2 separate regions of the Homo sapiens genome follow, and region 1 is linked to region 2. The links are chromatin loops, found by intact Hi-C in ENCODE. Cell type or tissue: PC-3. All regions are shown on one strand. Each heading gives the region's core, and the rest is flanking DNA. Links, peaks and the distances in the headings are about the cores only. Region 1 overlaps TNPO1-DT (TNPO1 divergent transcript). Region 2 overlaps TNPO1-DT (TNPO1 divergent transcript).

What was found. A loop is a pair of places that touch in the nucleus more often than their neighbours do. Peaks named below come from ENCODE experiments on the same cell type or tissue, not always from the same donor. Only the 100,000 strongest peaks of a DNase experiment are listed, where the experiment ranks them.
Region 1: a loop joins it to region 2, with 2.9 times the contacts of the local background. A loop is called at or near these places in 1 of 110 quality-filtered maps.

What each region holds. Positions count from the first base shown.
Region 1 is chr5:72,786,815-72,792,202 of GRCh38, forward strand. All of the region lies in intron 2 of TNPO1-DT (TNPO1 divergent transcript), which reads right to left. Among named protein-coding and RNA genes, the nearest start is that of TNPO1-DT, 27 kb to the right of the region's middle. In PC-3, for the core only: no CTCF peak of the experiment used is centred there; a DNase peak (open chromatin) is centred at 2,227; H3K27ac peaks cover 1,695 bases.
Region 2 is chr5:72,608,407-72,613,794 of GRCh38, forward strand. All of the region lies in intron 7 of TNPO1-DT (TNPO1 divergent transcript), which reads right to left. Among named protein-coding and RNA genes, the nearest start is that of ZNF366, 100 kb to the left of the region's middle. In PC-3, for the core only: a CTCF peak has its summit at 2,904 (motif pointing right); no DNase peak of the experiment used is centred there; H3K27ac peaks cover 1,212 bases.

The DNA.
Region 1 (5,388 bases), core at 84-5,083, 180 kb after region 2:
AAGTTTATTTTTGGAAAAGAAGAGGAAGAAAAAGATAGTATCAGTATGATTAACAGCTTGATCTCTGGATTCAGACAGTTCCTGGCTCCTCCACTTATGAGCTGTGTGACCTAGGGCAAGCGACTAAACTTCTCTAAGCTTCTGTGTTCTCATCTGTAAAATGATGATAATAAATAATATCTACTTTATATGGCTATTGAGAGGATTAAAAGCAATAAATTACGTAAAGAGCTTAGCATAGTTCCTGGCACATGGTATACAACTAATAAATGTGATATACCACTTTTGTAACTAATTTTTTTAAGTATGAAAAGACTTTATGCTAAAATACATAATATGCCTTTCTTTCCTTGTTTCAATTTGTTTCTGCATAAATAAAAATTATTTTTAATATTTTGAAAACATTTACAACACAAAAAATCTTAGCGCTTCACAGCCCTTTATGATAAAAAAAGGTTGATAATTGTGTTAATATATTTATGATAAGAAACAGCTTTACTTGGATAAGGTAACAAGGATGGACCTGTGAGGTCAAAGAAATGTATGAGTTCATTAAGTGTGGCTTAAGTATCCAGGGAAGGTGGTTATTTATACTCCTAAAGAGTTCATACTCCAGCAACTCTCAGTACATCTAATGACATAATATATGGAGACACGGACCGCTGTGGGAGAAAATGATGAAGTGTCCATTTGGGACAGGGCCTCCTTATTCTCATGAATTGCTCAAATATGTGGGGACATAGGACTGCAAAAGGACAAGTAATACTTTTATGAAGTCTGTGACCCATACCATTCATTGCACCCTGGGAAAAGGAAAGAAAAGTTCTGAACAATTCTGTTGAGCAATTACCTATTGAATGAATATGCCATAATATATTTAACCATTCTCCTACTGTGGAACATGTAGTTTTCCCCCATATTTTTTCCTTTTACCTCATAAATGATGATGCCACAAGCATCATCTTTGTATATAGAGCTCTTTTCCTCCACTGAAGCAGCATGCTGCAATGATAGTGAGGCCACACCCTGGAGCCATACTCTCTAGCCTCAAATCCCAGCTCTGCCATTAACCAACCATGTGATCTTAAGCAATTTGTTTAATCTTTGTTTCCCTCAGTTTCCTCATGTGTAAAATGGAGATAATAAAATTCCCAGTTCATATGGCTGCTATGAAGATTAAATCAGTTAACATATGAAAGGCACTTAGAAAAGTGTCTGGCATTAATTCAGCATGTAGGATTCAGCATCTAGGTGGTACCTAGAGATGCTCCTTGACACTTACTATGGGGTTACATCCTGATAAATCCATCATAAATTAGAAATCTCCATGGTTGAAAGTGTGTAACTGCGAGTTTCCACTTGTTTCTGTTGCCCAGAATGAATTTTTATTTTTATACTTTATGAATTTTCTAATTCATTACCTTATTGTTTTTAAAGTGAATTTATTTAATTGCTACTGAAGGTGTTTCGTAAGTTAAGTGACTATTTCCTCTTATTTGAATGCTGTTAGTGCCCTTTTGTTTTTAGGGGTTTGGTGTTAGGCTTTAGTTTTTGTTTTGTTTTGTTTTGTTTTTTGTTGTTGTTTTCTTATTTGTTTGTTTTGAGACAGAGTCTCGCTCTGCTGCCCAGTCTGGAGTGCATTGGCACAATCTCAGCTCACTGAAACCTCCACCTCCTGGGTTCAAGCGATCCATGCCTCAGCCTCCTGAGTAGCTGGGACTACAGGCACTCACCACCACACCTGGCTAATTTTTTTTGTATTTTTAGTAAATACAGGGTCTTTCCATGTTGGCCAGGCTGGTCTCGAACTCCTGGCCTCAAGTGATCCTCCTGCCTTGGCCTCCCAAAGTGCTGGGATTACAGGCATAAGTAAACATGCCCGGCCAGGCTTTAGTTTTGACTAAAGACTGACATATTCAAAATTTCGTTACTTCATCTGTCATATTTAGTACAAGTAATTCTCTCAGTCTCTTGTTTTCTTTTTAAGCTCCTTTTATTGTTTTTCACATTATAGATATTTTAAATGTTTGTATAGTTATGTGTGTCCATCTTCTATTTTTTCATTTCTGATTGCTCTCCTCTTATCTTCTTATTTTGTTACAATTTGGTTTGTTAATATTTAACTTCCTGTAGTTTTCTCCTAAAGGGCAGAGACTCTGTTAATCATCATTGTATCTATATGCCTAGCCCAGTCCCAGCATGTAATGAACTACCAATAAATATTTGTGGAATGAATGAGTAAGTGAAGGAACAACTGAATTGGCCCCAGCAGTCCACAGACCACACCCACTTGAGATTACATAATAAGGTCACTTTTTCTTTAATAGCCAACTTATAAAAACTATGAACTTGCATTCCATAGGCTACAAAAAAACTATTCTTCCGGAGGATTTCCTTCCCATGGATCTGTTAAATGTTCCACTAAATCAGTACTACATTTGTCACCGCTATTAGAGTCCAGCAAGTCACTTCTGCCATCAGATAACCAGCTTCTCTAGAATACTACTCGCCCTATGAGTTATTCTCCAAGCATAGACTCTGATCCCTCCCTTAATTATCTAAAGCACAGGTAACACATGAATAAAACAATTAACAAAAATGTACTGCAAACTTGGGTATGAAAGAAGTACAATGCAGGCTGGGCACAGTGGCTCATGCCTATAATCCCAGCATTTTGGGAGGCCAAGGCAGGTGGATCACATGAGGCCAGGAGTTGAAGACCAGCCTGGCCAACATGGCAAAACTCTGTCTCTACTAAAAATACAAAAATCAGCTAGACATGTCAGTGCACACCTGTAGTCCCAGCTACTTGGAAGGTTGAGGCACAAGAATCGCTTGAACCTGGGAGGTGGAGACTGCAGTGAGCCGAAATCGCACCACTGCACGCCAGCCTGGGTGACAGAGTGAAACTCTCAATGCAGTATAGATTCCAACAACTACTGGAAGGAGTTACTTTGGGAACACAATGTGGCAATGGCCAGCTCACCCCACCAACAGAAAATCGCCAGGCATCTCCACACACTGAAACACTGGCCCTAAGAACCGCTGTGGTGGGAGTATGTGTGTGTGTGCAGAGAGGAGAAAGAGATGTAGAGACAGACGAAGAGATTCAGAGAGATATCTTTCCTCTTCAAATCCATGCCCTGCTTCTTTTGGCTGTTGCGAAGATTAAATGAGTTAAATTAAATAATTGACAGTGGGAGCACCCACTAATGCAGAGTACGGTCTGGCTCCTATGGCCAGACAGGCAATGATAAAGGTCAGCAGTACATTTTACAAGTCTGAGTTATTCTGTCTTAAATACCACTATGTGAAAGGCACCAGTGCTCCAAATCCAGGTGGTATTATACCAATCCTAGTCCCCTGATTCCCTTTCACAATTTTTATCTCCATAATAAAGAGCTGAGATCTACACAACACTCTTGGCATGGTCCAGTGAGACAATCTCCTGTTACCAATTACTTAGACAAAACTCTCTCTCTCTCTCTCTCTCTGACTCTCTCTTCCAAAATAAATAAACAAACAGTACTTTGCAAGGACAATTCAGCCAAAATCCAATTCTAAGGCTACATATTTTCCCCCTCTGATTTTGAAAGGATATACACAAGCCACTAAACCCAATTTATACTTCTAAACGAAACTTGTCAGCTTACTAGAAACTTCAATCTCCTCAAAAAGCAACAAGTGAGTACTTGCTCTAGATGTGTGTAATTCAAAAGGCCTATTCTGGTAATTCTCCCAAAACAAAGAAAGCCTGCTCCAAAGATGAATCAATGACTCCATCTTTATTAAAAAAAATATCTGGCAACTTTTAAATGATTTAATGCCAGGTTTCCAAAAAAGTAAAGTCCTGATGTGCAGCCTCTTGCAGAATGAATAAAGTAGTGTGAGGTGAAGGTCCAAGTTAAAGTTTTTGCATATTAATATCTGGTTGTCTTAGTCCATTTTCTGTTGCTATAGAAAAATACCACAAACTGGGTAATTTATAAAGAAAAGAAATTTGGCTGGACACAGTGGCTCATGCTGTAATCCCAGCACTTTGGGAGGCGAAGGTTGGGAGGATCACTTGAGCCCAGGAATTTGAGACCAGCCTGGGCAACATAGTGAGACCCCACCTCTACCATAAAGAAAAATTAGCCAGGTAGTCCTAGCTCCTTGGGAGGCTGATGTGGGAGGATCACTTGAGCCCAGGAGTTGAGGCTGCAGTGAGCCATGATCGTGCCACTGCACTTCAGCCTGGGTGACAGAGTGACCCTGTCTCAAAAAAAAAAAAACCAAAAAAAAGTGTATTTCTTACATTTCTGGAAGATATGAAGTCCAAGGTTGAGAGGCCAGCATCTGTCAAGGGCCTTCTTTCTGTGTTATCCCATGGTAGAGGGCAGAAAGATAAGAGAGCATGTTAGCAAGCAAGAGATCAAACTTGAAGCCTCAACTCCTTTTTATTCAGCAGTAATCCATTCATGAGGGTGGAAAATAAACATCTCCCATTAGGTCTTATCTCCCAACATTACTGCATTGAGGATTAAGTTTCCAACCCATGCTGTTTGTTGTTGTTGTTGTTGTTGTTGTTTTTAGAGTCAGCGTCTCACTGTCACCCAGGCTGGAGTGCAGTGGCTCACTGAACCCTTAAGCTCTAGGCTCAAGCAATCCTCCTGCCTCAGCCTCCCAAACAGCTGGGATGACAGGTATGAGCTACCATGCCCTGTTGGTTTTCTTACTAGTTCTTAAATCATGGTTCTTTTCTTAATTACTTCATTACTTGCATAAGCTGACTTCATCATATCTTTAACATCTATGTAAACTAGGCTATCTATCTGTTCAATTACCTCTTCATTTTTTAAACTCATTCCATATCATTTCCACTCATTTCTTTTAAAATCCTAGTATCTAACAAGAATAGTTCTTCCTTATAATTTTTCTTCTCTTAGAGTACTATATGAAAATTCTGCCCATTTATTTTGGAAAACAGTTTTGGAATCATTTTATTGAGTTCTATAAAGTATTCTTTGGTTTTTAATAGGAATATGGTAAATCTATACATTAATTTGGGAAATATTTTCTTTACTATTCATAGTCATACTATGTCTTTGCTTTCATTTGGGTTTTTAAAAATTATTTCATTTAAGTTTTTACATTTTTGTGAACCCCAAAAATCTGAGACAGGTCTCAGTTAACTTAGAAAGTTTATTTTGCCAAGGCTGAGGACACATGCCCGTGACACAGCCTCAGGAGGTCCTGATGACATGTGCCCAAGGTGGTCAGAGTACAGTTTGGTTTTATACATTTTAGGAAGACATGAGACATCAATCAACATAGGTAAGATGAACATTGGTTCCATCTAGAAAAGGCAGGACAACTCGAAGCACGGAGGAAGCTTCCAGGTCATAG
Region 2 (5,388 bases), core at 280-5,279:
GGCCTCTGCCTGGATATTGTGGCCTTTATCCCTAGCCTCTGATTTCTAATGTGGTCTTTATGATGAGCCTGGAGCGTTGCCATGGAAAGCACTCACAGCTGCTGAACCAAAGTCAGGCTGTTTTCAGATTTGAGTCTGGCTGCTGGCTGCTGCATACTATCTGTGGCCAGGCTTTCTGAATGATATTCAAAAATTACCAACACACACACACACACACACACACACACGCACGCACGCACACCAAGAAAAAGAAATCAACTGAGGAACAGCTTCCCATGATAGTCTATTATTTTTTTCTACTCATTTTGATAAAATGTGACATTTGAAATTTCAAAATAAATAATCATAAAATCTGCTTTCTTGTGCAGCCTATGTGCAGGGTGGCCAACATAATACATGGAGCAATTAGAAGAAGTAAATAAGAAAGAGGAGTTTGAAAGGAGGAAAACTGTTTTACAGTGCAGGTTCTATTCCAGTAATAGACCAAGGATCAATACAAGGACATAGATAATTGATTTACAGGTAAACACACGACTTTAAAATGGTGTTTTCTGCAACAACATGGATGAATTTTAAAAATATTAAGCTGAGCAAAAGAAATCACAAACAAAAGAGTATCTGCTCTGTAGAACCATTTATATGAAGTTCAAAACTAATTAACAGTGATAAAAGCCAGAATTGTGTTTGTCTATGGCAGGATAAGGGGTGAATTAACCAGAAAAAACCATGACAGAATATTGTGGAGTGATGAAAACCTTCTGTTTCTTGATTTGGGATATAGTTACATGATTTAACACCATCAGTAGTATGCTGAGTCTGTCTCTTACACTCCTGAGGGTAGAATTTTTGTAAGCCGATTGTTAAACCATCGCTAGCTTAAAATCAGCTATGGTGGGAGTATTTAAACCATGCAAACCAACAAATGCTACAAATCAAGTTTGGGTCTTTCTGCAGAGGGCCACTTTACCAGCATACCCTTGAATACATTTGTCCAGCTTCATCAAAGTATACACTTAAGATTTATGAATTTTAATGTGTATAAAATTACCTCAATAAGGCACTGGTAGCAAAGAAGAAAAAAAGGATAAAATAGTGTCTTCAGTTAGTGAACCAGTCTAGTTGTTCATTTGTGACTTTCATGTCCTTATGTGCCGTTTCAAGCCTTCATGAGTTCCATTTTCTAAAATTGAGGCTCACCACGATCGTAGTAAATAGCTGGCTTGACACTGCGTACTCTGTGAGCCGCTGAGCTACATTTGAATTAGGTATAGTGAATTTTAATATAATCTGTGTCCTAATTTTTACCACCTCTCTTAAAATATCCTTACATACGTAAAGTATAGGCCCATCCTTCTTTTTAAAAAAGTTTCATATGTTAAAGTCTTTATATGTCAAACACAGCAAATATTATATTACTGCATATAAACTTAGTTCACCATTCTTTTTAATTGAGTAAATCCCTATCACTTTTATGCTTTATTTTCATTATCTTTTGTTTTATGGGTTTTTTAATACCTGTAAAAAGAGCTATGGCTATGTTGAATTCAAATAACACAAAAGGCTAAAAAGTCTTTCCCTAGACTCTATCCCAAGTCCTACTGTTTAAAGAGAGCAACGGTTGGCTGGGCGCGGTGGCTCACACCTGTAATCCCAGCACTTTGGGAAGCCGAGGTGGGCGGATCACGAGGTCAAGAGATCAAGACCATCCTGGCCAACAGGGTGAAACCCCGTCTCTACTAAAAATACCAAAAAAAATTCCTGGGTGTGGTGGCACGCCCCTATAATCCCAGCTACTCGGGAGGCTGAGGCAGGAGAATCGCTTGAACCCGGGAGGCGGAGGTTGCAGTGAGCTGCTATCGTGCCACTGCACTCCAGTCTGGCAACAGAGCGAGACTCTGTCTTAAAAAAAAAGAGCAATGGTTAAACATTAGGATATAGCTGTCCAATCTTTTTCTACATTTATATTATACACAAATCAAAATACATATACACACATGCTACACTTTTAAAAAACAAAAATAGGATTATGTATAATGTTACACAACTCGGTCTGTTTATTTTATCTTCCATGCTCATCTTTCCATGTCAGTGTAGGTGAGCTCTACCTAAGAAAAGCTTCGTAGGTACCACTACTTATTTAATCAGTCTCCTCCTGCTGAACTCTTAGACTTTTTCTAAACTGTCATCATTACAAAATTCCTACAATGAACACCCTTGTGTTAAGTTGAATCATTTCAAATTGCTGTTTGTGTATATCAAAAAATGGTTGAATAGCAGTAATTTCAAATGGGTCATACTATACATTTGTATTTCTATAGGATACACTTCTTGAAGTGGGATTGGTGCATCAAAGAAGATGTGCATTTTTATTTTGATGACTACTACTACACTACCCACCTCATAGATATGCCAATTTATACTGTGCTCATTCCCCATGCCCTTGACAATAATAAAAGCTTTCAATCTTTTTAATTTTTGCTAGAAGATTATGCCTCCGTGTTTTGCTTTGCTTTCTTTCCTGATGATTGAGGAGGCTGAATATCTTTTCGTATGCATACTGCACCCAGGACACTTAAAACATCATTTGATTCTCCCACAATCCTCCAAACACACTCCTATTTACAAAAAGAAAATCAAACCTCTTTTTGAGAGAATTAAAGAACAGATGCCTATCGTTAAAAGGATTCCTTTTAGGAAGCTGGGACGGATTATTTTTCTGCCTTCAAATTTCTATTCGTTTCTGTTACTGGACACACAAACATGTATTGTTTTTGCCTAGAGCGAACTCCTTTGACCTCACTCTTCTGTTTTCTGAATTTGAATCACTTGGAAAATCCACTGGGCTTTGGATCTGAGAAGCCGACACTGGGCTCTGGGCAAAGCTGTGGGCTTTGCAGCCTGCCAGCAGGGGGCCTCTTCAGCTCTGAGAGGCCTCCTGGCCAGAGCTCCATTTCCTCCCTCCTAAACAAGCTTCTCCCCAGCGCAGAGAGGCAGTTGCTGGCTTCCACTTAGGCAGGATAATTTAGTGAATGAAAGTCGTTTGGCTTCCACCATAGTAATTAGTATGCAAATTACCAGTATATTACCTGCAGAGTCATAAATTACATTGACAGACTTAATATTCACAGATTCAACATTCCAGTGAGGGTAATTTTTCTATTTTTCAATAGTTGTAGACCAGGCCGATCCACCACCTTATTGAACTGTTATGCATTAAATCAACAGTTGAAAAATTAAGCATTTTCCAAAGCATTTTATTATGCATTTATTTCTTTCAGTAGGCAGTCAAGTGGAACATTAAATATGCAGTGTGTCTAAGAGTACTAAATGGCTGGTGAATACATTTAAGCCTAAAACAGTTTTTTTGTAACTTAAAAAAAGAGACACAACACAGGAAAATCTATATCATAATACAATCTATTGAATCTTTGCCAACACCATTAGAACCAAATATTTTCTAGCTCAGGTTCCCGTAAGTAAGAGGAATCATTAATCCCCAATAAGTGGTTCAAGCTAATGCTGCTCACAAATGGAAAATGGCTGGCCCATAGGAAAGGGGTGCAGTGAGTCCACGTAGGGGTGGACAGGGTCAAGTCTCATCATGTCAACATGATCTTTCCTTCTTCTATTCACCCAAGAGACCAACTGAGCCCGTATTCTGTGCCAGGTCAACAAGATGATTCCTGCCTCCAGGGGATTTAAGGACAGTTAGAGTCAAAGTCTCTTAGCTCAGCCCCTGCTGATGGACAGCATGGTGAGCACTAATCATTGAAGAGTCATGGGGAACACCCAGCACCTTTTCTACGTCCAGCCTCAAAAGCCACTGGAAAGTTAGTGAGACTCAATAATTCCTTCCTCCAGTTCCTCTCTGCACATTCCTACAAAATAAAATTACCTTTGCTTTAAGAGTCTAACATTACTATTGAGGCCATTGAAGGACATATTTATTGATGGTTTCAACAAGGAGATCTGAGAAAGGTGACTAGAGATGGTTAGCAGGAATGTACTGAGAGACACCCATTCACAGATGTGCAGATAACGCCAAATTGCAAATAAACCAGGTGGCTGATGTCTGACATTTGGTCCTTAACTTTAGAAAGTACTTAGCATTTAGAATACCATCCTTCAAACCAAACAAAAGAATTATCCTACGGAGATAGAAAAAGGCAGGGGAAGAAAACCACTTTGCTGCCACAGCTTGGGCCTGCAGTGGCTTCTGTGTCCCCACACTGTATTTGAGGATGGGCATCACCACTTCAAATTCTGGGGGAAGAGCCCCTTGGCCCTGGTTTTCTACTCTCTGTAACCAGCTCACACCTTTCTTTGTGGAGCTATGATCGGCTGAGGAAATGAATTGTTTTCAAAGAGTCTTTCTGAAGAGTGAGCCAAATGGAAGTAGGACAAGATATCTCAGTTAATGTGGGGGTCCGGTAAAGAATGTGCAATTCAAGCCTCCTACCCTGTAACATTTCTCAGGGTTGGAGGTTGCATGCTATGAAGGCTGGAAGAAGTCAGAACATAAGGCAGGAGTTGAAAACAAATGTGCATCGTGTACTTCTCCAAAAGCCACAAATATATAATATCATCTACAGGGAGGTTTACTGTAACATTAGCCTGTCTTGTGATCACTCATTCAGTAAGTATTTACTGAGTGCATATTATGTGCTGACACTGTCTTCTATCAAAATTTTTCTCTTAAATGTCAGCATAGAATCTCATACTTTATTTTATAATGCATTTTTAAAACTGCCAGATTATTAGTATGAACTTTAAGAGCAGAAAGTGCTTACTCACCAGAGAATAGGCCTTTTAAAAGTTGATTCATTTTTTAATTGAAAAATAAAAGTTGTACATATTTATCATGTACAACATGATGTTTTAAAATATATATATATTGTGGAATGGCTACATTGAGCTGATTAACATATGCAGTACCTCACACAGTTATCATTTTTGGGGGTAAGAACACTTAATACCTACCCTCTTAGCAATTTTCAAGACTATAATACATTGTTATTAACCATAGTCACCATGTTGTACAATAGATCTCTGGAACTTATTCTTACTATCTGAAACTGAAATTTTGTATCCTTGGAACAACTTCTCCTCAACCCTCTTCCCCCTCCACCACTCCAGCCCTGGTAACTATCATTCTACTCTGCTTCTCAGAATTCAACTTCTTTAGATTCCAAATATAAGTGAGAGCCTGCAGTATTTGTTTTTCTGGGCATGGCTGATCTCGCTTAACCTAACGTCCTGCAGGTTCATCTATGTTGTTGCAAATTACAGGATTTCCTTCTTTACTTAAGGTGGAGTAGTACTCCACTGTGTATATATACCACATTTTCTTTACCCATCCAACTATTGATGTACCTTAGGTTGATTCCA